Regions from separate parts of the Homo sapiens genome. Here region 2 is linked to region 1. Evidence: read pairs that join two places in POLR2A ChIA-PET (ENCODE). Cell type or tissue: A673. All regions are shown on one strand. Each heading gives the region's core, and the rest is flanking DNA. Links, peaks and the distances in the headings are about the cores only. Region 1 has its middle 10 kb from the start of TCF20. Region 2 holds the start of LINC01315 (long intergenic non-protein coding RNA 1315).

The links. ChIA-PET counts read pairs that join two places held together with the same protein. Peaks named below come from ENCODE experiments on the same cell type or tissue, not always from the same donor. Only the 100,000 strongest peaks of a DNase experiment are listed, where the experiment ranks them.
Region 2: POLR2A ChIA-PET joins it to region 1 with 12 read pairs; 9 of 35 experiments call an interaction of 5 or more read pairs at or near these places.

Annotation. Positions count from the first base shown.
Region 1 is chr22:42,273,700-42,288,139 of GRCh38, forward strand. It overlaps a transcript of TCF20 not described here and the pseudogene OGFRP1. Among named protein-coding and RNA genes, the nearest start is that of TCF20, 10 kb to the left of the region's middle. RefSeq lists enhancers at 1,167-1,963, 1,964-2,760, 4,458-4,707, 8,519-9,369, 9,370-10,219. In A673, for the core only: no CTCF peak of the experiment used is centred there; no DNase peak of the experiment used is centred there.
Region 2 is chr22:42,357,963-42,372,402 of GRCh38, forward strand. It overlaps LINC01315 (long intergenic non-protein coding RNA 1315), which reads right to left and starts at 11,246. Exons shown (of 2, transcript NR_120597.1): 1 at 11,096-11,246; 2 at 6,438-6,763. It overlaps LOC124905126 (a long non-coding RNA gene), which reads left to right and starts at 11,530. Exons shown (of 2, transcript XR_007068114.1): 1 at 11,530-11,742; 2 at 13,500-13,864. RefSeq lists enhancers at 5,175-5,828, 7,339-8,181, 9,566-10,500, 10,793-10,912, 11,281-11,575 and a silencer at 11,283-11,442. In A673, for the core only: no CTCF peak of the experiment used is centred there; DNase peaks (open chromatin) are centred at 6,749, 7,369 and 7,709; H3K4me3 peaks cover 936 bases; H3K27ac peaks cover 2,260 bases.

The DNA of each region.
Region 1 (14,440 bases), core at 6,290-8,789:
CAGTCCACTCAAAAATTACTTATTGAACTGAATCAGTGTATCAATTCTAGAAACAAAATTAATCCTTTCCCTCCTCCTCTGGCTCAAAGACGGCTTTTGGAAACACTGTATCACTCCTTTTATTACAAACTCCTCTGCCCTCCTCCAGGCGCCTGGGCCACTCCAGGATTACAAATGGAGCCTTCTGCCTCTAGGTCACTGATTCTACTACCATCTGTCAGCGTGGATTGATTGAGGAGACTGGCCCTGCTCGGCAGATCAGTGACTTGTGCGAAGTGAGCCAGGGTGTCGGTGCCTTCAGAGCAGGCGGATGTCCTTCCTCACTTGCCAGCTCTCGTGAGCAGACACACAGCCCTCACCTTTATCCTTCACCAAGCTCCAGCTCTCCTTCCTCTTGGGAGGCGCCGCCTGCTAACTCAGTCACACCAAGAGGGAGGCCTGGAATTCCTGCTCACAAGCTCGGGGCTTCATCTGCAGTCTGCCAGGAGGCAACTTACAAAAGCCTCTGGCTAACAGAGCGGGAAACTCCCCACAGCCTCCTGCTGTGCCTGTCCCCAAGCCACGCACTGTCCCCTTGCAAAGCACAAGGATACTGAGAGTGCACAAACAGCAGGGGTGGAGAGCCTCTGTGGGCACGCCCTCATTCTGTGCCCTCATTCCACAGGAGCCCCTGCTTTGTGCAAGTCTCTGAGCCCGCATGGAGGGAGCATGGGGGCTCAGAACAGTTCTTTCTGGGGCAAGGTCAGGGGAGGCTCTAAAGTTATGGTGGTGGGGAGGGCCTTAAAACAGAGGACCAGAGAATACCAAGACTTAGGGGTGTGGGGGAGAGCCACCTGCTGTGCCCAGGAGGACTGTGCCCAGTGCAGGGGAAAAAGATGAAGCTGCGGAGTTGGGCAAGGGTGGGATCCTGCAGGGCCTTAGAGCATTGACATGTTTGGCATGGATTTGTTTCACAGGGTCCCACAGAAACTTCTGCTCTCCAGGTTTGCCCCTCCACTCTGCCCTCCAGGATAGAAGTGTGGCATCCTAATCTGGGATGCATCCATCTCTCCCCCTGGACTGTGAGCATATGCAGGGCAGAGACACCTCTGCTTCTCTTGGGTCTCCGGCATCCTGTGCAGGGTAGGGCACCATGTCCATTAAAATGATGTTAATGAGGATGATACAGCCCAGAGGAATCCAGGCTTACTATGAACCAGGCACTATGCAGATTTCCCTTTATCATCCCAGTTCTTCTTATTTGCAGCAGTCTAATGAGTTTGGTACTGTTATCACCCCTATTTTACAGATGGGGCCACTGAGGTGCAAAGAGTTTAACTTATCCCAAGTCACACAGTTTGGAAGAGGCTGAGCTGGTATTTGAACCCAGGTTTTCAGAGGCTGCACTCTTAACCACCAAGCTTCCCAGCACTCAGCAAACACTGGAAAGACAGAGATGGACCTAGACAGTCAGTAGGACCAAAAGTCTGCAGGCCGATAGGGAAAGAATGTAAGAGGACGGCATGGGCAGCGCCAGCCCCTCCAGCAGTCATATATTAAGCCCTGGACACTGGGCAGCTCGGGCAGGTCGGGGGGCCTCAGACTCTCGGACCCCATGCCTGGAAGACCACGGTCTGCCCAACAAGCAGCAGCTGCTGTGAATCGACTTACACATCTTCCCCACAGGTGAGCAGAGAGCTAACACCTGAGGATAGGCCAAGAAACGGGAAGCCCGTGCAACCTGAGCGCACAGATCACCCCCACCTGCCCGGCACTCACTGTCCCCAGTGGCTGGACTCTCATCGGGCCAGTCACTGAGCTGGCGCCAGCCTGGTCTCACCAGTGTGTGTCTTTAAATCATCCAATTTCTTCAGCTGTAAATTGGGCTGGGAGGGGCCAGGTGAGCTGCCTGCCTCAGGGGAGTCGGCGCCCTTACCTGAGTGATCCCATTCACTCCTCACAACAAACCCATGAGGCAGGGATTGTCATCTTCATTGTACAGAGCAGGAAATGGGTGCACACAGAGGTTAAGAGACTTGCCCAGGTCACACAGCTAGGAAGAGGCTGTGATTTGAACTCAGTCTTCTGGCTCCAAAGCCCCCACAGAGTCACTCAGGGCACTACAAAGAGTTAACCTGAATATGAAATGATCTAAGAGTCGCAGTGACAAAGGCATGCTCTAAGCGCTTTTCCTGCAGTAACTTGCTTAATCCTTACAACAACCCTATAAAGTGGGTACTGTTCTCGCCTCATTTTGCAGATGAGGAAACTGAGGCACAGAGCAGCTCGGAGGGGGCAGAGCTGAATCTGACAGGCTACAGGGCCCCTGCGTTGCTTTGTTATAAGATGACAATAAGGAAGTTCCTTTCCTTTGGGATTATTTCTGCCTGAAAGCTCAAGACTTTTAGCCACATCATTGTCTGGGCTCCACGGGAAGGCAGTGCCACATGCTGAGGCATGCTGGGAAAAGACTTTGTTCCATCCTGTTTTGTTGACATGCTCTTCATTTTTAAGCCTGAAACCGAAGCTTCCTGCTAAGAATTCAAACCATGGAGAAAAACGCAGCCATGATAACGGCCACTACTTCCTGAGCCTCCAGTGTTCCCTGTGCTTGGGGATCCATATATGTCACTTAACCTTAACCTTCACAACACCAGGGCAGCCTCCATTTTCACAAGTGAAGAAATGGAGGCCCAGAGTCACTTAGAAGATGCTCGAAGGTGCACAGCTGCTAAGTGGTGGTGCTGGGATTTGTCCTCAGGTCCTCAAGAGTCCTGACTCTTATGTGCTGGCTCCCCACGGAGGCGTGGAGTCTTGTTTGCTGGGCATTTGACAGAAATGTTTCTGCTCATCTTCTGCCACAGGTTGGTCCTTCAGCGTCAAGATTCCTGGGCCACTTATTAATAGAAGGCACCAGGACACAGGTGCAGGGATGCAGAGCTGGATGCTGCCTTCTCAATAGGAGAAGCCAAGAAACGCAGATGCCGATGCTTAATCAACTCCGTCTCTCCCTCTAGTGACTCGGGGATAGCTGCCCTGATGCCAAGGCGATTGTCTTCTGGAAGCAGCCACGCCGTGTGAGGTTCCTCATCACTGCCCTGCATCTCCCTGCGAGCTCTCGGGGATAATTGCAAAATCACGTTTGATTCCAGGGGAGCAGAAAGCAGCAGGAGCCGTGAATTCTCCAACTCTTAACTGGTCCTCGACTGGAGCCACTTTTCCCTGCCCACCCATCCCTGTGGCGGATTCATTACAGTTATCCAAAGCCGGTTTTAACTTTGCTCCCCCTGGCTCAGAAGTCTGTCAGTGGGTCCTGAGCGGCTTCACCATTCAAGTTTATTCCTATCAGCCTGGAATACAATGCTCTATCTGGCTCCGCTTGCTTCTCCAAACCTTCTCTCCCAGGTCTCATTCTGCCTCTCTGTCTAACTAGACAAGTTGGCTTCCTGTCCTGTGCCTGTCTGCTCCCTGCAGCAGGAATGCCGTTCCCTCTTCCCTACAGATTGAAATTATATCCTCTTTCAAGTCTTACTCAAATGCCACCTCCTCCACAAACTCTTAACACTTATTCATTCATTCAACAAACATTGACTGAGCCCTTATGACAAGCATTGATCCCAAGGGTCCCTGTGGTCATGAAGTTTATGGTGCCATGGAGCTGTTAGAAAAAGAATCATCACATAAATAATCATCTGATAACAGCCATGATACAAATTAGTAAGAAAGTGTGGCAGGAGCACAGCAGATGTACAATAGGGACCCTGAGCCTTGGGGATCTAGGACATTTGAGCTGAGGCCTGAAAGACAAGTAGGAAGTAACCACATGGTGAAGTTGGAGGAGAGCTCCAGGCAGAGGGCACGGCATGGGCAAAGGCCCTGCGGTAGGAGGGAACAAGTAGATTTCCAGGAAGGGCACAGGGGCCTGCAGGGTAATGTAAGTGAAATGAGAAAGCTGGAGATGCAGCTGGAGCAGGACAGTACAGGCCACAGAGGCTTTGCGACTTTATCCCTGGGCAAAAAGAGGAGATGATGAAGGATTCTGAGCACAGGACACAAGCCAGTATGTATTTAGACGCGATCCTGCCCTGTGGCTGAGCCTCTTCTGAGAAGTGCAGGCCCTGTGTCACGTCACCCTGAACCTCAGTCATCAGGGTTTTGGATGTGAGTTTCCATATCCCTCTTCCTAGGCCAAGCTCTCAAAGGCAAGGCTGACCTCTGGTCTTCAGCTTCATCCTCATCAGCCAGGCCAGTGCCCAGCACAAGGAGCTGCTCCAAAAACATACGTGGGTTGAACCAGTGACCAGGACAAGACGCTTATCAGCATTTCCCTGCGAAGGAGCAGGGCTGCCTGTAAAGCCTTCCACATTCTCTAGAAATTACAAAGTTCAAGGGTTTTAGTGAGGCCACGACTCAGGGAGCCCTTGAGAGCCAAGCTGGCATCCCACTGCTGTGCACACCCAGCCTGGGCACACAGTATGACCCTGCCCAGGCATCTGCCTGCGGCCGTCTGGTGAATGACCAGAAACAGAACCGAAAGCTCTGTAAAGTGCTCTCAAGGTTACAAAGCATGTTTCACAGGAGCAGTTTCATCTCACACGGGCAGCCCTCTGAGCTGGGTAGTTACTGCTTTACAGATGAGGAAACTGAGGCCCGGGAGAGGGCGGGACCTCAGCAAATCAAGAAAAAACTGAGACTAGGACCTAACGGAAGTCCAGGCTATGAATGGCCCCCGTAGGGTTAAAAGAGCTTTCTAGAAATTTCTTTGAAAACTATTGTAAAGTGACATATTTCCTCAGGATGTCTGTCACGCCAGCAGTGGGAGCCAACACACCAACTCTCAGAGGCTGTTCCCCCTGCGCGGCAGATCCAGACGCTCAGCTCCCAGGCCTGGAGGCTGGCGGCTTAGCCCAGGGCACAGGAGGAGGCTGCCTGGGTTTGGCGCTGACTTACAGCAGGTGCTGAGGGAATGCTGAGGAGAGGCAAGGCTGATTCAAGAGGCCGACAACAGAGAACATTCCTAGAGCTCTCCCGCCAGCTAGGCATGGTGCTAAGTGCATTACCTGCGTCCACTCGTAACATCCTCACAACACTGTGAATACGATGACCATCCCCATGTACAGGCGTGGACGCTAAGGCTCAGAGCAATAAATAATTAGCCTGAGATCACACGGCAGGTGAGTGCAGAGGCCGGATCTGAACCCACACATTGCCCTTAAGCAACCCCATGTCCTGAGCAAAGGTGAGCAGAAACATCTTGGGAAGAGGGAACCACGACTGTATCTTCCTCAGCAGACATGATGGTGCAGGGTACCCCTTCCCCTGCCCACCTGACGACCATTATTCCCATTATCAGTATATCCCTCTGTGGGCAAATGATGACAGACATGCATGGTAACCACTTCTTCACAAGTTTTGTGTCTCCCCAGCCTCCTCCCCTAGGGCTCTCTAGGCTTCCTTTACCCGTCCTGCCTCAGATGGACTCCCAGCATCATCATCTGCCTCTGTGCCTTCTTGGTAGTAGGTGGGTGTGAAAAAGAAAGGAAGGGCCAGGTGCAGTGGCTCATACCTGTAGTCCCAGCACTTTGGGAGGCTGAGGCGGGCGGATCACCTGAGGTCAGGAGTTCGAAACCAGCCTGGCCAACATGGTGAAACCCTATCTCTGGTGGCAGGTGCCTGTAATCCCAGCTACTTGGAAGGCTGAGGCTGGAGAATCACTTGAACCTGGGAGGCAGAGGTTGCAGTGAGCAGAGATTGCGCCACTGCACTCCAGTCTGGGCAACAGAGCGACTCCCTCTCAATAAATAAAATAAAATAAGGAAGGACAGAGGGCAATGTGACCTTCGGCAAGCTCCCTAAGCTCCTGAAGCCTCAGCCTTTTCACCCGTAGAACAGGGACATTAACATCACCCCCGAGTGAGGGCTGCAGGCACACAGTGACTGCGCTTCTCAGTGCCACAAGTGCTGTTGCCATCATTCCAGCCTCAGGTGCTCCGTGAGGTGGGACGATTCACCCCATGAGCAAACAGGCTCAGGGAGGTGTGGTGCCTACAGTCACCCAGCAGACACAGCGGAGCAAGGAGGAAGCCACACCTGTTGGATCCCAAAGCTTCTGCTGAGGGGAGGAGGGAGAGTGAATGAGCCACTGGGGGCCTCCGTGGCAATCGGGCTCACAAAGCCATGTGTGGGCTGGATGTGGCTCCCCAGCCCCGTAGACACCACCCCAGGTGCTCCTCACAGGTGATGGGGTGTGTTGTCTATGGGGCTCTTGTGCCCTCTGGGGGCCTCTGGGGAGCTGCTACTGGGCTGGGCCCTCTCGGTCCCTGAGCCTAGACCAGGTGAGTTACTAGCAGGGACAGGAGGAGAAATGGGAAAGCTAGGCAAGAGGTCACTCATCTGTGGGCTGAGTGCAGAATGGGAGGGAAGAAAGCATCCTTTCTGGAAAAATCAATGGGCAGATGATACCGCCCAAGTCACTACCTACATGGAAACCTTCCAAGAAAACCAAAGCAACAAGAGAATCACAGCCCCTTAGAGCAGTGGCGGGCCTGAGAGGTGAACAGACCCAAGTCCGCCTCACACAGCTAGGGAAATCGAAGTCCAGGATGGTGGTCACAACTCGCTCAAGGCCCCACGGTGTGTAGGTGACTCCGCCACGTATGAGGGGCGTCCAGCCCCAGGCAGCTCATTTACAGTGGTGGGTGGGCCTTTGTGGTCTCCATGCCTCACACTCCAGCCATCCACTTCCCTCTGTTCTTGCCTTTGCTAAGCAAGGGGACTGGTTTAGCTTCACCCAGAAACTACCAAATCTCTGGGGCTTTTCCCTGCACACTTTTAGTTTCTAGGCTGCCCTGGCCCCTGCTCTGCCCCTACATGTGGCTCAGGGTGGGGAGAGACTATTAAGCTAATACATAGTTAGGCAACTAGAACACAGCCTGCAAATCTCGCAGTCAGTGCTCCTCAGTCTTGGCTATTATTACCAGACACGATGACCATCTCCATTTTACAACTAGGGAAACTGAGGCTCAGATGGATTGAGTGATTAGACCCCAGACACTAGGTGCTAGAGCCTTTGCTCTCTGGAGTTATCTTTTTTTAAGCTAACAATTATTCAGTGCCCCCTGGGAGCCAGGCTCTGGCTGACTGCTTTGTGAGAATGATCTCATGTAATCCTCACCTCAGCCCTGTGATGTAGGTATTATTATTACCCAAGAACACAAAGACTCACAGAGGGCAGGTAACTTCCTTGAAGCCACACAGCTAGGAAATGGGAGAGCCAGGATTGAACCCAGGCAGTCTGGCCTCAGGACGTTGGCCACCCCTCTGTGCTGCCATCTCCGTTGGGGATAGGTCTGGGGGACTAGCCACCCCAGTCTCCCACAGGAGCCTCCAGTCATCTCGGGGTCCCAGGCTGGAGGAGCTGCTCCTGAACCCTTCACCCCTTGATCGGCATCCAAACTGCTTCCCGCCAATTTGGTTCCAGCTCAGAATGTGGCCTGGGCTGGTCCTGAGACTCCAAATTAAAAGAAGACCCAAGCTGGTCTTTAAATTCAAATCTGAGGCCATCTGGGAATCCCAGCACAAGGCAGCCTGAGAGAGGCTGGCTTGGGAGCAGCTAGAACAAGCCAGCTTTGCAAGATCCTGAAAACGGGTCCAAAGAAGGCGAGTTTGCAATGACTGCGGTGTCCATGTGGCACCGCCCAGTCTGTCATCAGGTCAGGTTCTCCCTTCCTCCACAAGTGGCTCCCCCAGCCAGTGAAACAAGGGCCCCACTTCCACTGTCGCCGCCTCTCCCCACTCTTCCCTTCCAACGGCTTCAGCCACAGAGTGCAACCCGCCTCTTACACCTTGGATGCGCTGTTCTTGCACTTCCCTCTGATGGTACACCCTCTCCTGCCTTAGCACGGCAAACTCCTACTCACTCTTCAAGGCCTTCAAATGCCACCTCCTCTGTGAAGCCTCTCTTGATTTCCCTGTCAGACCTCACAGGGGTACTCAGGGAAAAGATTTCTGTGGGGAAAAAACCCCTTGGGGTGAGTTTGCCCAAAGGAAGTGAGCCCATCACACCGTCTAGGACATGGGGAGAGGGCAGCTGTTCCATCCTGGTGGTCCCACTTCCTGGGGGGTCTGAGTCTGGGTGTGTTCCTCTGAGCTCTAGGAACAGGGCTCCTCTATGCCCAGCTCTGGGCAGGTGCCAGGAGTGCAGAGGGGAGGCCTTAAGTGTCCCTGTAACCAAGGATGGTCACCCAGGCTCTGCACCCAAAGGCCTAACAGGGAGACAGACCCACGTCTGTGTGGTCAGGACTGTGAGAGGGCAAAGAAGGTGGGCCAGGCACAGGACCCAAGTCCACCTGAGAGAAGGACAGGGAAGGCTTCCTGGAGGAAGTGAATTGAGACCAGAAGACTTGACCAGAAAAGAGGAGGTGGTGACGTCAGGTTAGGGACCAGCTCCAGGGGAAGGGAGACTGGAAGGAGAGCCACAGCCTTCCCCTGACCTTCTGCCTGTAGATGGTTCCTGCCCTGGCTTCTCAGCTTAGAACTCACAGTCTCTGCTAGGGCCTGAGCTACGGCCTGGCCCTGGTAAAACTCACTCCACCATGCCCTCTCTGGAGGCCTGCTGTAAACACACTGACCACCTGCGCCCATGTCACTGCACCTGCCTGAGCCCTGTGGCAGCCCAGAGACTTGTACCATGGCCGCTTCCTGGCCCAGGGCAGGCTCAAGCTCCCTTGCCCTCATGGGCCCGTCAGAGGAGTCAAGGTCCAGGAGGCTGTGCTAACAGCCCCTGGCTGCAGAGCTGTTTGCCAACCTCCAGGCCAGCCAGGCCAGCACTGTAGCCGGGGGAGCGCCCAGCCCTGGCCTTCGTTCTGCAAAGCCCCATCCCAGCCTCGGTCCCAGGTTCTCGGTCTCTGGTCACGCTTGGGAAGCAGCTGCGGGCAGAAGTAGCCTTCAGAGACCTCAGGCTGCCCAGGCTAAGAGAATGATGGAACGGTGACCCTGGCTGGGGGCAGAGACCTGGGAGGGAGGCCGGAGAGCTGGGACAGCGCCTGGGGGTTGGGAGAGCTGCCCAGGCCTCCTCCGGGGTGAGCTGAGGAGGGGCTGCCATGCCTGGGAGGAGGGGGCCGGCTCCTCCTGCCTCGCCGGCCTGTCTGTCTCCAGCTCTTCACTGTAAAATAAATGCAAGAAGCACACGCCAGATAGAAAAAAAGGGAGGGCCAAATAAAGCCCCACGCCGCCCAGCACGGGCTCCCTCCGTGGGTCTGGGCCAGGGCCTCGGCCTGGGTTACTTGCTGCTCCTTTTCCCGGGAAACCACTGGTGCCAAATTTGCATTTACCACAAACAGAGACAACACAATGTCATAATCCTTCTCCTGTCATTCTCCGCTCTCTTCCTCCTCCCACCTCAGACACACACACGCTAACACAAAATGACGGCTCCCTCGACAGCCTGAATGAGCAAAGCCCTCGATCTGCCTCTTCATTGTTGGCGTTTCTCTCGGCCCTCGCTCCGTGCCCATCGCCCAACTCGCAGCAGACCACCCACTGCCCCTCCTTTGTCCCGCATCACCACTGACAAATGGCCTGCTGGAGGTGGAAGAACATGCCTGGAAATAGTGGAGGGGGGGAGAGGGAGCAGCCAGCCCCAACCCCCCGCCGCTCTGCACCCTCACACCCGGGCTGGCTGCGCACGGCGGCTGGATCTGGACCGGAGGGGACGGGGGCGCGGCTGGATCTGGACCGGAGGGGACGGGGGCGGGCACTCGGCCCCTGGGACTGTGACCCGGGGCCCTGCCCTTCACGCCCCTGCTGCTGCCGCGCTCCCCGAGCAGCCCCCTCGGGCCCCTCCTCTCCCGGCCACCCTCCTGGGCACTGCTCTGAACATCCCCCGCCTCCCCGCCCTCCATCGCTCTTTATGGCAGTTTCAAAGCTACAGCCGCCACTCGAGCAGCTGCGGCCTTTGATGGGGACAAGGCAGTAAAGGCCGCCCGGGAGGCCCCTGCCCAGCCCTGCCCTGGCCCGGCGCGGCCCCTGCCCGCCCCCGGGGAGCCTCGGGCCAGGGCAGCGCGGCGCGGCGGAGCACCCGGCGGGCACGCCTCGCACGCCAGAGCAAACTTTCACGACCGCGGGAGAGGCACCGCGCACACCGTTACCTTTGCAGCCGCATCCTTCCCTGGCCCTTGCCCCAGACCCCTTGCCAGCCCGGCGACCACGGGGGAGGAAAACAACTCCTGAGCCGAGGCGGGGGAGGAGGGGAAAGGGAAAAAAGGAGAAGGAAAAGGAAAGGGGGGCAGTTTCTCGGCTCTCAGCCTCCTCGCGGCTCCTCCTGCCCAAGCCGGCAAGTGAAGTCACAGGGCCGGGGCGGTGACATCAGCTGAGCCTCTGACATCACGGCCCCTGCCGATCTCACCTCTGCAGGGTGGAGATGGAGGAGCAGCGGGGAGGAGGGATGGATGGATGGAGGAGGGAGGGGAGCACCCGATCCCCCCTCGCCTTCAACTGCGGAGAGCGCGTGCCAGCGTGGAGGGGGGCAGGGGAGGGGCGGGCTCATCTGAAGAGTATGTCTTATCTCTATAGATAGGGGCGATTATGTGTCTATTTATAATTGGCCCCAGAGTAAATGGCTTAAAAGGGGCCAACGCCCACCACAGGTGAGAATCGCAGCTCACTGCTGTGCTTGGAGACTGTGGGGTAAAGGCAAGTGTGACCGTTCATAGAGCACCTACTGTGTGCTGGGGATTTGCACCCAGCACCTTAGGTGGTCGTCACGAGGACCAGAGAGGGCTGCATTTTACCTGGCAAGGCTCAGAAAGGGAAGGGCATCTCTGAGGCTGCAGAGCAGGAAGGTGAGCTGGGATGTGAGGCCAGCAAAGTGGCCCAGAGCCTGAAGGGCTAGCTGGGCAGCTCCAGGGCTAAAGCCTTCATGGGCCACTGGAGTGAGCCCTGGCTGCCCCCTACAAAGGTGGGCTTGGAAAGGGCAGGGCATGGCAGTCCCGACCACCTTTTGTCCCAAGTCCCATCTCAGGGAGGCCACAGCAAGAGGAGGCCTGGCCTGGGGTCCTGGCTCTGTTTCTCTGTGTACAACAGCAGCGTCCGTTCCGAGGGGCTGAGCACCTACTACCTGCAAGCCCAGCACAGGCGCTTCACACCCCCTTCCTACCCCATGGCAATGCCTGAGAGGTAAGCACCAACGCCCCGTGTCAAGATGGGGAAACCAAGGCCCAGGAAGCATTGGGACACAACAGAGACCCAAGTGTCCAGTGCCTGGACTCTGGGCCGTGGCCAGATCCTTGACCTGAGCCGCCTACTCCGTAGCTGTTCAAGCCATCCTTGGCCTGGTGGGGACTTCCCTGTCCAGTGTTCCAGCCTCTGCCCTCCAGTGAGAGGCCATGCACTTCACTCGGCCATGCTCGCTTCAGCCTGAGGCCCCTGGCCCAGGGCCCCTCCAGGCCCTGCTCTGCCTACTCCACGGCAGGGCCCTTCCCCTCTTCCCTGGTGCCACGGGGCAGCTGGGCTGCTGACCACTGGCTGCCCCAAACTTGGCACACGCCTGCCACTGAGCTTCTGTGCCTGGCACCTGGTGAGGGCCTACTAAGCGCCAGGTCCTGGTTATCTCATTTCATCCTTCCCATATCTAGGATGTCAGGGTTACAGGCAAGGACACAAGGCAGCTCCCACCGACTATAAAGTACTTCCATTCCTCCTGGCCCTTCCCTAATCCTGGAGCTAGTATTCCCGCCTCGGTCCTTGGGACCCCCTCCGAGCAGCGCACCAGTCCCTGCCCCTACCAAGGGCTGCGTCTGCATTTAGGACCTAACATGGTACAGAATCCACAGGAGGCATTCCGCAGCCCTTCTAGATAAACTACTACTCAAAGACTGCAACTGGAAATGCCAGTGAAGAAACCTAGAACAAACGCCTTCATTCTGTGCTCTTTGGTTTTTATTTTTATTTTATTTTATTATTATTTTATTTTTTTTGTAGGGATAGGGTCTCACTATGTTGCCTAAGCTGGTCTCGAACTCATGGGCTCAAGTGATCCTCCCACCTCAGCCATCCAAAGTGCTAGGATTAAAGGTGTGAGCCACCGCACCCAGTTCTTTAAACAAACCATGCTCTCTCTTGCCTCTGGGCCTTTGCACATGCTGTTCTCTCTCCTCCCCCTACTCCCACCACTTCCTGCGTTACATGAGGGTCTCGACTTAGACCTCACTTCCTCTGAGAAGCCTGACCCCCAAGTCCAAGTCAAATGCCACTTTCTATGCTTTTCCCCCATAGCAGCTCATATGCCGTGTCCTGTAAGGCAGGAAGAAATGGTGGAAAGGGGTAGGGACTCTGAGGCTGACTGCTCAAGTTCAAATCCTGGCTCCCCAACTCACTCACTGGGTGACCTTAGACAAGCCACTGACCCCTCTGAGCCTGCCTCACCCTATGTGAAGCTGACAGCGTAACAGCAGTGTCCCTTCAGAGGGTCTCAGCACAGTGCAGACCCTCGAAAGACCTCAGAGAACTGTACCTGTCCCCTCCCAGTGGGGCTTTGAGATTGGCCAAGGACATGGGTCTGTCATCCTCTGCCCCTTGTCCTCTGATCCACACAGTGCATACTCAAGAAATACGCCCTGAGGAACCTAGGCAGGGTTGACTGGAACAGTGAATTGAAGAACTGCAATTCAGTTTGGCAGGCACCTACATCAGGCTGTCTGGTTTTAAATCCTGGCTCCACCACTTCCTTCCTGTGTGACTGTGTGACCTTGAGTAAGTTCCTTCTTAGAGCCACACATGCTCCACCTGTAAAATGGGGATAAGAATAGGACCTACCTTATAAGGTTGCTATAAGATTACATGAGATAAGAGATACAAAATGCTTACAATGGCCTTTCTAAGCAAGAGCCGATCCCAGTTAGCGGCCAGCAAGATTACTTTATCTGATCAGGGTAATCAGAGCAAGGTGTCCAGAGGACAGAACACAGTCTGAGAGAGATGTGCTGTGGCAGTGGGAAGAAAGTGCGCTTCAGGGGATCAGAGACTAGGCTCCAAATAAGCTTGCCAAGCCTCAGTTTCCTCCTTTGAAGCAGGGTAACACTCTTTATGTCACTGAGATTTTGCGTGGGTAATTTCAGACAAGGAGTACAAATGTGCCTCCTCGTACCAGGCCAGGCACTTCGTAGATAAGGAATAGATGTGGGTTCCCATCAGTCCCTTGAACCGTGGAGGACGTGTGCACAATTATTCAATAACTTCTCACAAACACCCTAACATGAGTGAGGTGGGATCCCAGGCCAGGAGCAAAAGATGCAGAGAAGGGCCTTGAAAGGAGTACAGCTGGGAGTCGGCATCAGGAAAGGCTTCCTGGAGGAGGAGGTATGTAAGCTGGATCAGGATGGCTGGGGGGAAGGGAGGAGGGGGCAAATGCATGGATAGGAGGGTATGGGCACCCAACCCCAGAAGCAAAAAAGCACATTTCCAAGGCGACAACTCCCAGGCACATTTGGGTAGAGAGGACATGTTGCCTCTATTTGGGAGCACAGGTTTTTGGGAGCATGGTGGCTGAGCTAGAGGGCTCAGGGAGCACCACGCCTTTGTTCTGGACACATTATTGTTGGGGATGAAGGCCAACAAAGAAACCAGAACGTCTGAGCTGGGAGGAATGCTGGAATCATCTAGTTCAACCATTTCACAGATGAGCAAACTGAGGCCCAGAGAACGGAACTGAGTTACCCAGTCACACCACTAACAAAGAGCAGAGCTAGAGTTCCACTCCAGGCTGTCCAGTTCTAGAGCCTAGGCTTTTAACCAACATACTCTACTGCATCTCATCATAGCACAGATCCATCCCATCACGTATGCATGCATTCATTCAAGCAGGGCTGTGTGAGCTCTTACTGTTCCCGGCACTGAGGAGTCAGCAGTGAAAGCACAGCCAAGCCCAAGGAGCCCCACCTGCCTGTCCCTGACCCCTGCCACCTTGCACTGTGCCCAGCTGTTTCAGAGCTCAGTTGATCCTCCTGAAAAGCCCGGTTTCAAATTTAGCTGCTCAAGACCACAGACCATTCTACTGCTGGAAAACCACAAACCAGCCCCCTTTCAAAGGCCGTTACATTGCTTGCATGGGAAAGGGGGAGTAAAGACAATTGGTCCAGCATCCATTTCTGGGCGTGGTGAGTTGCATGGAAGTCTAAAGCCTCACTAGCCAAAAAAAAAGAAAAGAAAAGAAAAAAAAGTCCTGCAAATCAGATTTGGAAATGTTCAACAGACAGGGAGTGAAGCAATTGAGCGAAAAAGTGCAATGGTTGAATTCCTTCACCAGAAGAGCTTTCGGCAAGTCCAGCACCCTGGGCAAAGAGGAGGCAGGCCAGTTGTATGTGCTGGGCACCCTACAGAAAGCCCTCTTGAGCTCCCAGGAGAACAGGACCTTTTCCTATTAAGAGATCAGAGTGCTGGCCTGGCGTGGTGGCTCACTCCTGTA
Region 2 (14,440 bases), core at 5,713-8,212, 84 kb after region 1:
GGCTAGAGCCCTGCTCTCCAGTAACTCACTGTAGCCCTCCCAGTTACTCAAGGAGCTGGCCACGGCCCAGCCCAGCGGACAGAGGAGGCAGGTGTCTGGGGCTGGTTGACCCTCAGCCTGGACACCACCCTCCACACACAAGGAGGCAGTGGTGGTCCATGGGGCTGCTCTTCCTAGGCAGGGCTGTTGGAGGTGGCCCCTTCCCACTCTGCTCTGAGAGCCTGACTATTAGAGGGGACACTCAGAGGCCCAGGAGGTGACAATGGCACTTACTGGGCACTCTTTGGGCCAGAAAGAGGCTGGGTGCTTTACAGAGCCTCTGACAGATGGGTATTAATATCCGCATTTTGGCCTGGCGTGGTGGCTCACGCCTGTAATCTCAGCACTTTGGGAGGCCGAGGTGGGCAGATCAATTGAGGTCAGGAGTTTGAGACCAGCCTGGCGAACATGGTGAAACCCCGTCTCTACTAAAAATACAAAAATTAGCTGGGTGCAGTGGCGGGTGCCTGTAATCCTAGCTACTTGGGAGGCTGAGGCAGGAGAGTCGCTTGAAACTGTGAGGCAGAGGTTGCAGTGAGCTGAGATTGCGCCACTGCCCTCCAGCCTGGGCGACAGAGTGAGAGTTTGTCTCAAAAAACAAACAAACAAAACAAAACAAAAAAAATTAGGTGGGTATGGTGGTGGGCGCCTGTAATCCCAGCTACTCAGGAGACTGAGGCAGGAGAATCACTTGATCCCCGGAGGTGGAGTTTGCAGTGAGCCGAGATCACACCACTGCACCCCAGCCTGGGGAACACAGTGAGACTCCGTTTCAAAAAAAAAAATTAGAATTAAAAAAAAATAAGAAAAAAAAAATCCCCATTTCACAGATAAGGAAACTGAGGCTTGGATAGGTCAAAGATACCCGGACTCCTTAGTCCAACAGCACCTCTGACCTTAATCTCCCCTCATCCCACACGCAGAGGTTGTTTGAATTCTAGTGATGGGAAGATCACTCCTGCCAAGACCCCACCTTTGGGCATGCGTGAAAGAAAACTCTTCTCAGTGGAGACTGAATTGGCCTCCTGAAACTCCCACCCTAGGGCTGAGCACTCTGTCCCCAAAACAGTCTTCAGAGCTTGAGCACAGCAGGACACCCCAGTAAGCCAGTATGCCTCCCCTGGGTAGCTCCTTTCTGAGCCTTAGTTCCTCCAGCTGTAAAACAGGGTTACAACGGTCCCTTACTCAAGGGATGGTTGTGAGGCTTTAGGGTGTTAATAAACCTAGAATATTCCAGGAGCATCCCGAGTCCTCAGAGAAGCTGCGGCCAAGAGGAGAGGCTCAGAGGGCCTTCCAGGGACCCAACTCACCTTCCCCAAAGGAGGAATTGGCCGTGATCAGGGCAGCCCAGGGGAGGGATGGAGTGGGGACCACGGCTCGGGAGCCCGTGGCGAGCAGGCATTTCACCTGCACTCTACTGCCTCTTCCCAGACCTGGCCCTCCCAGAGGATGTGGCTCAGTCTTGCTAAAGGACAGCAGGAATCAGGGCCAGGCAGGGCTGGGTTCAAGTCCTTTGTCTGCCATTTACCAGCCACGTGTTTGGTGTAGCTGTTGGTTACCTCGCTGCTCTCAGCCTGGCGTCTGCAGCTTGGAGGAAGGCCCTGTCTCCCGGGGCTGTGGTGTCCAACAGTATGTGAGGCCCAAAGCAGAGTGGCCCCTCAAGTGCAGAGCCAAGCACACCCCAGGCCTGGGCCCCGCTGGGGACAGCCAGGCCACCCCATCATGGTCCTCCCTGCACTGAGGGAGGGACTGGAGAAGTGCAGCTCAGGAGAAGGACCCCACGTCTTGGCACATTCTGTTTCCCCTGCTCACCATGCTGTTCCTGGCAGACTTCTCTTCCCCTGGGGCCTTCCAGGCTTAAGTCTCTCCCTCTTTGTGAGGCAGGACACTGCAGCGGGGAAGCATGTACGTGATCAGGAGTACACTGATGGGGCAACTGAGGCCCAGAGAGAGGGAGCGATGTGTGCAGGATCACGCAGCTGGAGGATGAGAGCTAAGATTCCACCCCAGGCCTCTGCTGCTCCTCCTGGCACTTAAGCCTTCCCCAATCCATCCCCACACACATGCCCAGCACATCCCCACCTCGGGGCCTTTGCCCACTCCATAATCCCGATCTGGGGTTACGGTGCCCTCTCTCTGCCCAGCTGGATCTTACTGACCTTTAAGGCCCCTACTCTTGCTGTCCTCCCAGCCCTGTCCTTAGCCCCTAGAGCACACTGTCCACCCGACCCGCCTCCCCATCCAATTCCTCTTCACCCTTCAGCTCACCTGGGGATGCCCCTCCTTGGGGGAGCTCCCTCTGATCGGCTAGACCACCTCCTCTTCTGAGCCCATTCCCGGAGGCCACCCCCACTCCACCCACTTTGTGATTTCTAGCTCAGAGTCTCTCTCCTTCCCCAGATGAGGGCTCTCAGGGCACTTGTTTACACATGTTGCCTCAGCACCCAACACAGATCCTGGCGCAGACCAGGTGTTCGATACTGGCCGTCTCTGCACGGCACCCATCCAGCTATCGTTTCATTCAGCAAATGTTTATTGAGCACCTGCCCTGTGTTGGAGACCTGAGATACAGCAGTGGGAAAACAGGCAGGGCCCGCTCTGACTCAGGTGACATTCTAGTGACACGTATGCACATGTCCAAGCCAAGGGCCAGTGGCATAGATGCTAGAGGGCAAAGACTGGGGGAAGGGCCAGGCATGGTGGCTCACACCTGTAATCCCAGCACTTTGGCTGAGGCAGGCAGATCACCTGAGGTCAGGAGTCACGGTGAAACATGGTTTCACCATGACCTCAGGTGATCCCCTGTTTCTACTAAAAAATACAAAACTTAGCTGGGCATGGTGGCAGGTGCCTGTAATCCCAGCTACTCAGGAGGCTGAGGCGTGAGAATTACTTGAATCCGGGAGGCGGAGGCTGCAGTGAGCTGAGATCTCACCACTGCACTCCAGCCTGGGCGACAGAGTGAGACTCTGTCTCAAAAAAAAAAAAAAAACATGGGGAAAGGATGGGGAGGGTCATAAGGGAAGGTCTGTCTGAGCAGGTCATTTTTTTTTTTTTTTTTTTTGAGATGGAGTCTCTCTCTGTTGGCAGGCTGGAGTGCAGTGGCACAATCTTGGCTCACTGCAACCTTCGCCTCCCAGGTTCAAGCAATTCTTCTGCCTCAGCCTCCTGAGTAGCTGGGACTACAGGCATGTGCCACTCTGCCCGGCCAATTTCTGTATTTGTCTTTTTTTAGTAGAGATGGGGTTTCACAATATTGGCCAGGCTGGTCTCGAACTCCTGACCTCCTGACCTCAGGTGATCTGCCCGCCTCAGCCTCTCAAAGTGCTGGGATTACAGGTGTGAGCCACTGTGCCTGGTCTTTTTTTTTTTAGAGACAGGGTATTTGCTCTGTCACCTAGGCTGGGGCTCCAGTGATCCTCCTACCTCAGCTACCTCAGCCTCCAGAGTAGCTGGGTCTATAAGCGCACACCACCACGCCCAGCTGATTTTTATTTTTTGTAGAGAAGGGGTCTCGCCATGTTGCTCAGGCTGGTCTGAAACTTCTGGGCTCAAGCGATACTCCTGCCCACGTCTCCCAAAATGCTGGGATTACAGGCATGAGCCACGGTGCCCGGCCACAGGTAACATCTGATCGGAGCACTGGAGGAAGTGAATGCGGGAGTGATGGAAATATCAGAGGAAAGAGTATACTGGGGAGCGGGAGCAGCACGTGCAAAGGCCCTGGGGCAGGACCACACACAGCACGTTGGAGGAATAACAAGATCTGGGAGCGAGTTGGGGGGCAGGAGCTGAGGTCTGAGAGGGAACAAGCTGGGGCCACTGACAGGGCCCTCCCTGACCCTGAATGCATGGGAGTCATTGCAGAGCTCTGGGCAGAGGCATGCAGGAGCTGACTGAAGTTCTAACAGGACCACTCTGCTACTATGTGAAGAATGAATTCCAGAGGGCAGAGGAGGCAGGGAGACCCACGAGGAGGCTGCTGTGCCATCCAGGCAGGCAATGCCGGTGGTGCGGTGGAGGTGGAAGGAAGGGTGGAGTGCTGAGATAGAGACAGAGGAGAAGTTAAGGGTCAGGAATAATCCCAAGGCTTTTGGCCTGAGCAAGTGAAGGGAAAGTGGAGGTGAGAGGTTTGTGACTAGTTGAGGCAGAGCTGCCCACTGGCCATCCACGTGGAGAGGTGGCACAAGCTGTTGGCTGGATAGGTCTAGGTTTTGGGAGAGAAGTCCAGGCGGTGTGGGCACCTGCTGTATGACTCCCCATGTCCTGCACATAGTAGGTCCTCAGTAAATGCCTGCTTATTGGGCCTGCAGGGGACACATTACTGGCCACAGCCCAGCTCCCAGCCTCCAGGAGAGGCAGACAAGGGGCCCAGGGCCAATCATAGAGAGCCACACCCTGAGGGGCACGTGGGGCACCACCAGCATTTCTTGGGTGGCACTGTGGAGGGGAAGCTGGGAAGACCTCTTGGGCGAGGTGGTGGAAATCTTGGCAGGTGGAGATGGGTGTTGTGGGAAGGCGAGAAAGTGGAGGAGGAAGGCCCAGTGGAGCCGAGGTGAAGTGGACGGTGCAGGAGCCGAACCCTGGTTTCAATTTGGGCTCTGGGACTGTGAGCAAGACACTTAACCTCTGAGGTCTCCATTGCTGACAGGAATGCTAACTGTCCCCTTTCATGGGTTTGTGTGGGGATCAAATGAATTAATCCATGGAAACTGTGGCGAACAACATGATGGCAGGTGCTCAGTAAACATCACCTGCCTGTTAGCATTGCATCCAAAGCTGCCTGGGAGGAGGGACAGAGCACAGGGAGGGAGAGGGGAACAGCACAGGAGGCCTGGGGGACAGGAGCCTGGGGCCCAGAAAACGAGGGGATTTTATTCCCTTTGGGCGATTGGAGTCATGGGAAGTTCTGCAGAGAAAGGAGTAGATGTTCCTGTCAGTCCTTGATTAGCCTCCGCCTGTGCTCGACTTGGTACACTCCCTCCCATCCTAGGCCGGAGGGTCCTAGCCAGCAACCTGCCTCCTGGGCCCAGGACACACTCATGCGGCTAATGCTTGGTCAGTCCAGGCCTTCTGAGGCCGTTCATCCTCACAGCAGCCTCATGTGTGAGGCCGGTCCTATTATTATTATTGTTTGACAAGTGAGGACACCAAGGCACAGCGAATGTCACACAGATCAATGTCGTCTTGCAGATAGCAGGGGACAGAGCCAGGAGTCAAGCCCAGGCTGGGGATTCAACTCCAGAATCCACACTGGCCTCTCCCAGCTATGAGAATGGCCTCGGAGCCCTTTGAGGTGCCCTCAGAGCCTCGGATGCCCTCAGAGCTGGGCATTGTGTGACACATCCAGCACTACTGTTCTCCCAACAGGCAGGGTGGGGGCCATTGTGTCCACTTTCAGGGAAAGAAGCTGAAAGGTGGTGTGACTTGCTCAGGGCCCCGAAGTTTGCTTCTGGAGCAGCTGGGACCTCAGCCCAGGTCTGGGACGTCCCTGTGCTGGGTGCTTGGCAGGCACGACACATGCAATCTTGCACCCAAGCCTATTTCCGAGGTGAATACTGAGGCCCCCTCAGCCTGGAGTTATTTCTGAGGTCCTTGCTGTCTTTTGAGGAGGAAGAAAATGGATTCCCCCTCCCAGGCCCCTAGGCTTCATGTCCCAGGTCCCTTTACTTTTTCTTCTTCTTCTTCTTCTTTTTTTTTTTTTTTTTGAGATGGAGTCTTGCTCTGTCACCCAGGCTGGAGTGCAGTGGCGCGATCTCGGCTCACTGGAACCTCTGCCTCCCGTGTTCAAGCAGTTCTCCTATCTCAGCCTCCCAAGTAGCTGGGGTTACAGGCGTGCACCACCACTCCTGGCTAATTTTTTGTATTTTTAGTAGAGATGGGGTTTCGCCATGTTGGCCAGGCTGGTCTTGAACTCCTGACCTCAGGTGATCTGCCCTCTTGGCCTCCCAAATTGCTGGGACTATAGGCATGAGCCACCGCGCCCAGCCCCAGGTCCCTTTACTTCTGTTCCTCTCTTGACTCTCTCCTTTCAAAGAGGCTTCTCATTCCAAGAAGCGCCTGGCCCACTGGTCTTGGTCCCGCCCTGCTGACAGCCAGTTATCCCCTGAGCCCAGCCAGGAGACTGAAAAGCTTTACTGCATTCTCTTAAGGGCTTCACAGCCAGGAAAACCAGCAAAGGGGAATATAGTGTCTGCAGACCGGTGAGGTCCAGGGTCGCTCCATAAAAATGGATTCCTGGAAAAACATAAACCAGCAATTTACCCTGTGAATTTTATTGGCCTAAAAAAAAAAAAAAGGCTATCTCATTTGAATAATGAAGAGAGATAAACCATTCCTAGCTCCTCTTTTATTAGTGAATAAGGACACAAACACTCAACAGAAATGGAACACTCACACAAAGCTTCAGGTCTGATTTATTAGCCACTTTAGTTTCATAAAACTCAGCATTTCTATTAAAATAAAATGATGTCCAAAAGGTTTGCTTGTTTTTAAGAAAATTGCATTTAATACAGGGCAAGACTTTGTTATGGTTTATTTATTTATTTATTTATTTTTTAAACAAAGCTCAAATTCTCCTGACTTCACGCCTGTTACTACAGCTGGAGGGAAACCGATTTCAGAATCTATCTGATATGTCGGATTTCTTTGTGGCATCCACTTCATCGCTCAGCAGCCAGCCATGATGTCATAAGCCCATCAGATTTCCGGTAGGGGGAAAACGCTGGGGAATTGGAAAGAATGGATGTTTCTTACCCGTCAGGAAGGCAGGGGAAGGAGCTGGGTATGTTTGGGAGGAGAAGCCGCGTGGCTGGTGGGGGACAGGAGCAGGCTCAATGTTTGTGATATTAAATGTCAGGCAGAAACCTGAAAACCCCAGCTACCCAGATGTTTTCTCAATATCCAGATGTCTGGCACTGAGCAGACCATGCTCCCGCCTCCCAGGAGGTGCTCAGCATTTGGGCTTTGACCTCAGGTCTCCGGGTGAGCGCACACTGCCAGGAGCTGTACATCCTCGCGGCTGCCCACCCTTGGGTTTGGGATTTTTTTTCTAAATCTTTACACATAGATGACAGGAGTAACTAGGTCCAGATTTTTAAAAGCTGTTGAAGCAGTGATTTGAGAAGTTCAGTCTCTGGAACGCTATGTAAGCCAAAAAGGAGGAAAAAAAAAAAAAAACCCTCAGCCAACACACACACAAACATATGTGACTCTTAAGCCATAGGACTTAAGAACCCAAAACAAAACCAGCAAGTCTGAGAACCAGGGCTGGAGACCGACACTGAGAAGCGCTGAGCCCTCCCCCAGGAGCACGCTTTCCCCCAAATCAGAAAAACACCGCACAGCTTTGTTCTTCCTGACAAAGCCCCTTGCTTCCAGGGAGCCGACAGTTGCCAACAAAAGCACAGGGTGGAACTCATTTACACGCAGGCTGGGCTTCAAGGAGCCATCAAGTGCAGAAATGGAAATGGCTTTGCCTAGGAGCCCTGCCTCCCTGCGACTGGTAATGGGGACCCCTGGAGCCTGGGGGAGCCCCGCAGGTCACAGATGGAGCAGGGTCCTGGCCTCCTGGTGCCTGGCTAAGCATCTGCCCCACGGAAGTCACCACCTAGGCTTGTGACATCACAGCTAATTGCCCCTGACAATGAGCCAGGAACTGCAGGCCCCTCAGGGCTGCAAGCCTGAGACTTCACAGGGAGCCGGGAGGAGAGGCAGCTGGGGAGGGGCCATCGCCAATTAAAACCCAGTGCTCAGATAACAAGAAAGAAGTGGTTGAGGGGGACAGTATCGTCTCTGGTGGGGAGAGGGCAGGAGGAAGTGGGTGTGCGGAAGGGGCTGAGGGTGGGGTATTTGTGCCCTCATCTCCTACCACAATCCCCACCCCCAGCCTTTACAGATGAGGACATTGAGGCCAGGGGTGGCTGAGTGGCCTGCCCAGGGTCACCAGGCTAATTAGCAGGACAGTCAGTACAAGGGAAAAGAAAACATAGGTCTGGCACTGCCCAGGTCTTCCCTAAACTTACCTAATTTAATCCTCGCAGCACTCTGTGAGGGAGGGGTTATCCTTAACCTCAGTTTCCAGAGGAGCCAGTGGAGGCACAGAGAGCTTAAGTAATTTGCCCAAGGCCACACAGCGCATCATTAGCAGAACTTGGCCTGAACTTCTAGTCACCTGATTCTGAATCCTGTGTTCTTTCTGCCGGGTGGGGGCAGGCAGTTGAGGTTTAACTGGGAGTTGTGAATCTGATCTAAATACATATTTAAAATGCTGGTGATCCCCACAGAACAGAAGGGAGCAAATCATTGCAAATTAATTTTTTTAAAGCCATTCCAGGCAGGAGGCTTGCTGGCCAGGTGGGTGGGTGGGGAGGCTGCTTTTATTCTGTCCCCGCCAGAGCCTGAATAAAGCAAGTTGACTGTCTCTCTAGCTGTGCGTGGCGGCCACTCAGAGCTCCTGAAGTGGGGCAGTGGGGGGTGTGGGAGACTGGAGAAAAGCTTTGTTAGGCATCTGCGAGGGCTTCATCTGCCCCAGGAAAAGTGCCAGGCACACGGGTCCAATGGAGCCAGGGGAGGGAGGATTCACTGTGTATAGAAACCATGCAAAAAAAAAAAAAAAAAAAAAAAAATCAGTCCCCCTGAGCCGGGTTCCTAATTTCCAAGTGAGAGTTTCAATGTGCCGTGGGTCAACTGAGCAGCAATTGCTGGCCCAGAGACCTGACTCTGGGTCAGAGCTGTGCTGCCCAGGGCCCTGCCCACCAGGATGGGGGAGGCCAGGCAGTCACTGTGGTCCTATATCCCAGCTACTCTGGGGGCCCTGTCGGCCACCACCTTCTCCCAGAGCAGCACTTGAAGAAGACAAGTCTCCAAGAGATGGGACAGAAGAAAGAGGAGACAGGTCGGTCTGAGCTCAGGGAACAGGACTAGCGCCTGCCCTGGGCCTCCCCTGGCAGGTCCACTCTCCCTGCAGCCAGCCAGCCTTGGCACTGCAGTGGTCAGGCTGTGCCAGGCCTCTCCCTTCACAAGGCCTGCTGGTTTCTTTTACTTTGTTTCTGTGAACGGCAAATGGGGTGTGGAGCCCAGGACTCGGGCCAGGGAAGGGGAAAGAAAAGTTTCTGCCATCTGGATGCCTGACCTTGCTGAGCCACTCCTGTTTTTCTGGGGAAATCCTACCCATCTTTTATTTGCTTTGCCTACCATCCACCCAGAAAAGATTTGGGTCCTGCCCTCATGGCACTTACAATCGACAGGGGGAGCTAAACATTGACCAATTAATGGCATAAAAGTGTCCATGGAGGGGGTGGTCCCATGCTATGAGAGTCCATCATAGTGGAATCATCAAGTCAGGGAGGTCAGGGCAGGCTTCCTGGAGGAGGTGACATTTGTGCTGGGGCCCAAAGGATGAGGAGTGTTAATTGCTCTGACTCACTGTCATCCTTGCAGAGTCCCTCTCTGATATCCTCCTAAGGTCGCCTCCCCTCCCCATACCCTGGTCCCCTTCTTGACTGTCTGTTGTTCATCTATATCCCTGCCCTGGTCTGGAAGCCCTATGAGGGCAGAGGCCGGGCCTGTCTTAGTCACTGCTGAATTGCGCATGCCCGGCACTTAGTAGGTGTGCCGGACCACCTGTGGTGGTCTACACTGCCTATTTGTAACTATTTGCTGATCAAAAGAATAAACAACATGTGCAAAAGGCTTTGTAGTAGGGGAAATCCCAGGACAGGAGGATGTGGGAGTAGGAACGGGGGCAAAGGGACAGAAGGTGATGGGAGATGAGGCTGTGCCTCCCTAAGAACCTCCCTAGAAATGCGGGTATCTCCTCCAGCCAAGGGAAACCCTTCTGCCCTTCCCCTGTGGCAGAGACTGTGGTAGGGTGTCTTTCTTACCCTAGAGGAGAGAGTGTCGCATAAATACGCTGCCCCACCCGAAGCGCTCCAGGCACAGCACCCCGGACACAAAGCAGGTGGGCACTAGCACCCCCTGCCCAGTACTCTGCCACCAGCTTCCCTCCTGCGTTCATTCTCTCACCCAGTGCTGCGGGGCCACCTGGAGCTACAGAGAGGGAGTGGGATCCACCCCCAGCAGATCCGAAGGTCTCAATCCAGGGCTTCCCTGCATCCCAGCCCCAGGTCTCACCTGCACTACCCCCATGGCTAGCACCCTTTCTCCTCACTGAGGCGGAGGTGGAAGAAGAGGAGCCAGGACAAATGGGGTTTGAGTCCCTGGGTCTGATTACGAGCGTGGGACGGGTGCCAAATTGGCCTCTTCGTCCCTCAGCTTCCTCACAAGTGAGGTGGAGACTCCCCAGGCTTCCCCGGAGCCAGGGACAGAGTGAGCGCTTGATGATCCCGTCTAAAAGTCTCAAAATGAGCCCCCTTTGGTCTCGCTCTGTCGCCCCAAATCCCTCTCCCGCCTCAGCTGCAGTTTCTCCAGCTCCCGAGGAAGGGGGGCACCCGAATTCCAGCCGCTGAGGCTGGAGTTTGGAGTTCGCCCAAGGAGCTTCCGCCCTGGGATGCGGCTGAGACCCGACAGGTGGGTCCCGTCCCCGCCCCAGATGTGCGCCTGGCCCCTCGGAGGCGCGGCTCCGCCTACGCCCAGACCCTTCCTCCCCGCCAGCCCGCTCAGCGCGCTCTGGCAAACTTTCCGCGTCCAGAACCCGCCCGCGTCTACACCTGCTCGCGGTTCAACCGCAAGCGCAAGTCTACACGGTCTCACCTGCCCCCGGGTTGCTGAAGGGTGCCTCGGTCACGGGGCCGCGTCTCCACAGGCTCAACAGCTGCGAGTCCCCGGGACTGCCGACCTCAGCCTTGGGGATCCGTCTTGACCACCCCCGGATTCGGAGGCGCCCGGGCCGGACCACCTGTGCTGGTCTCCACCTCCTCGGCAACCCCGGGTCACCGGAGATGCTGCAGCTCGAGGGTCCCGCCTGCACCATCCATGGCTCTCGAGATCCTTCAGAGCGCGGACCCGGCCGAGACCCCGCGGAGCCGCTGCGCGTGGCTGGTGCCCGCGGTCGCCCCGCAGTCCCGTATGCGGCGAAACCGCCGGGGCTGCTTACCTGGCCCGCACCCTCACGCTCCCGTCCGGGCTGCGCAGCCGCTTCTCTCACACATTTTGCGATAACATCGATGGCGAAAGAAAATGTTGTAAATCCTCCTGCGGCCACGTGGCTGTCCCCCCACCCCCTTCTCCCTTTCTCTGGCCCTCAGGACAAAAAGGCCCCGCGGCCGGCCGCTGGCCACGGGGCTCTGGGCGGGCGAAGCTGGCTGCAGCGGGGCGTGGTCTGGGGAGGGGCCGGACCGGGGCGGGCGGGGCGTGGTCGGGGCAGGGGCGGGGCGCGCTGGTTCCGGCCGCCCTCCCCGCGGAAACCGGGCCTGAGACTAGGGCTCCTGTTCCAGCTCTTGATTGGTCGGTCGGCCAGCACTGCTGACGTCTGATTGGCTGAGACAAAGAAGGGACTAAGGCCGTAGGGGTGGGGGTTTGTGGATTTCATTCTTTGCCTTTTCGCTCCGGCGGTGGCCGCTGCTCTTTCGGACCTTCCTGAACTCTGCGGCCTTTTCCTCTCTGCTTCCGTGGTCCCTATCATAACGCTACCTGCATTTCCTTGTCCTTCTCTACCAAACAGCACCTGGAGATAGGGACATGGGGTTCGTGCTGCTCACCACTGTCTCCCCAGGGCCTAGCACACAGTACGTGCTCAAAACGGTTAGTTGAATGAATTCGTGGAAAATATGCATACAGGTGTTTAGAGCTATCTTTAATGTTGGCAACATCCCTAGGAGATATTACTATTCTCTCCCGAGGATGAGGAAACCGAGGTGCAGCGAAATTCGGTCACGTGGGGATGAATGGCTGAGCTGATGCTGGGACATGCTTACATTACTGGATCTCGGATCCTCTACACAGTGATGCCCTGTGCAGTGTCAGAGCTCAGTTTCCCGTCTATCAAGAGTGTTGTGTTAGAGCACAAGATAGGTTAGAAGATGGGTTATTACTGCCAGGTCCTGTGGCTCACGCCTATAATTCTAGCACTTTGGGAGGCCAGGGTGGGAGAAGCGCTTGCGCCCAGGAGTTCGAAACCAGCCTGGGCAACATGGCGAAACCCCGTCTCTACAAAAAAAAAATTAAGAAGTTTTCTGGGCATGGTGGTGTGCACCTGTACTCCCAGCTACTTGGGAGGCTGAGGTGGGAGGATCACTTGAGCCCAGGAGTTGGAAGCTGCAGTGTTATGATTGTACCACTTGCACTCCAGCCTGGGTGACAGAAAAAAAAAAAAACCCGTCTCTACTAAAAATACAAAAAATTAGCCTGGCGTGGTGGTGGGCACCTGTAGTCCCAGCTAGCTACTCGGGAAGCTGAGGCAAGAGAATGGCGTGAACCCGGGAGGCGGAGCTTGCAGTAAGCCGAGATGGCACCACTGCATTCCAGCCTGGGTGACAGAGTGAGACTCCATCTCAAAACAAAACAAAAACAAAAACAAAAAAACTTACTTCGGCCGGGCACAGTGGCTCACGCCTGTAATCCCAGCACTTTGGGAAGCCGAGGTGGGTGGATCACCTGAGGTCAGGAGTTCGAGACCAGCCTGGCCAACATCATGAAACCCCATCTCTACTAAAAAATACAAAAATTAGCTGAGCATGCTGGTGGGCACCTGTAATCCCAGCTACTCGGGAGGCTGGGGCAGGAGAATCACTTGAACCCAGGAGGCAGAGGTTGTAGTGAGCTGAGGTCATGCCACTGGCACTCCAGCCTGGGTGATAAGAGCGAAACTCTGTCTCAAAAAAAAAAAGTGTCATTTAAATGAACATGCTTGAACATGCTATACCCAGCACTGTGCTTGGCAGTATGAATGACACAGCCTCTGCTTCCATGTTAAATTCCTGGTAACCTGCTGGGCTCTTTCCCTTCCTGGGAATCCATCCCCTGAACCCCCCTCTGCACCCCCATCACAGGGGAAGTTGGAAGCACTCTGCTCAAACCATGCTGCATTGCCCACTCTGACAGTTTGGGGCATTTGGGGTGGATTTTCCTGTGGAAGTCATGGGGAGCACCGTGAAGCAGACTGACTTCCCGGCTGCTGTTCTCTGATGGAGAGGGGGTCCTTGGGATGCCCCCCCAAGTAGGTCCTTTTGATTGAGAGATGATGTATGAGATGGGATGGGGGAGAGGGCTTCCTCTGACAAAGGAAGGTGTAGAAGCTTCTCCCGGAGTTGGGCAGAGAAGGGTTAATCAACTAGAAAAATGCTGAGAGCCTGTCTCCCATAGGCAGCCAGATTGAGGCATGAAGAGGAGGAGCTGGCTTGGTGGTGTGGTGAATGAGTGCTCCCTGCATCTGTCTTCACATGGCCTTCTTATAGGGACATCAGTCATTAGATTTAGGCCCCATCCTAATCCGGTATGACCTCATCTTAAGAAGATTACATTTGCAAAGACCCTATTTCCTAATCAGGTTGCATTCACAGGTATCGGCGGTCAGGACTTCAATATATCTTTCTGGGGGACACAGTTCAACAAGGCTCAATGAGGAAAGAACATTTTGATTAGTAGGGAACATCGAGAGCAGAGGCCCCAGGGCTGCACAAGGTGGATGTCCCTGTCGCTGCCCACTGTTCTCTTGGGACTACACAGATCCTGGTGCCTAGCAGCTGTGGAAACAGAGTTGGGAGGCAGCCGACCCTCTGGACATCAGGCCTTTTCAGCTGACCCTGCCCAGCCTGGTGCCAGAGCAGGGCCCTGCCTGCCTGCCCCTCCTCCCTCTTCCTGCCTGGTCCTCATTCCCACCCACATCCCAAGATGGACAAGGACAATAAAAGCTGTTTCATAAGCAGCTGGTGATTAATTGCCAAGCTAATTAAAGAGGCAGTAATTGCACTCTGATTTCAGAGGAAGGAGTGATGTCTTGGGCAGGGGTGGGTGGTCAGCTTAGGTCTCCCTGACAAGGCAGAGCCAGAAGACAGAAAGGATTTGAAAAGCCAGGAAGAAAAAACAGGTGCACTTTTTTTTTTTTTTTGAAACGGAGTCTCGCTCTGTCTCTCAGGCTAGAGTGCAGTAGTGCAATGTTGGTCCACTGCAACCTCCACCTCCCAGGTTCAAGTGATTCTCCTGCTTCAGCCTCCCAAGTAGCTGGGACTACAGGTGCATGCCCCCATGCCCCACCAATTTTTTTTTTTTTAGACAGAGTCTCACTCTGCTGCCAGGCTGGAGTGCAGTGGCACGATCTCCGCTCACTGCAACCTCCGCCTCCTGGGTTCAAGCAATTCTCCTGCCTCAGCCTCCCTAGTAGCTGAGACTACAGGCATGCACCACCACACCCAGCTCATTTTTGTATTTTTAGTAGAGACAGGGTTTCACTATGTTGGCCAGGCTGGTCTCGAGCTCCTGACCTCAGGTGATCCTCCCTCCT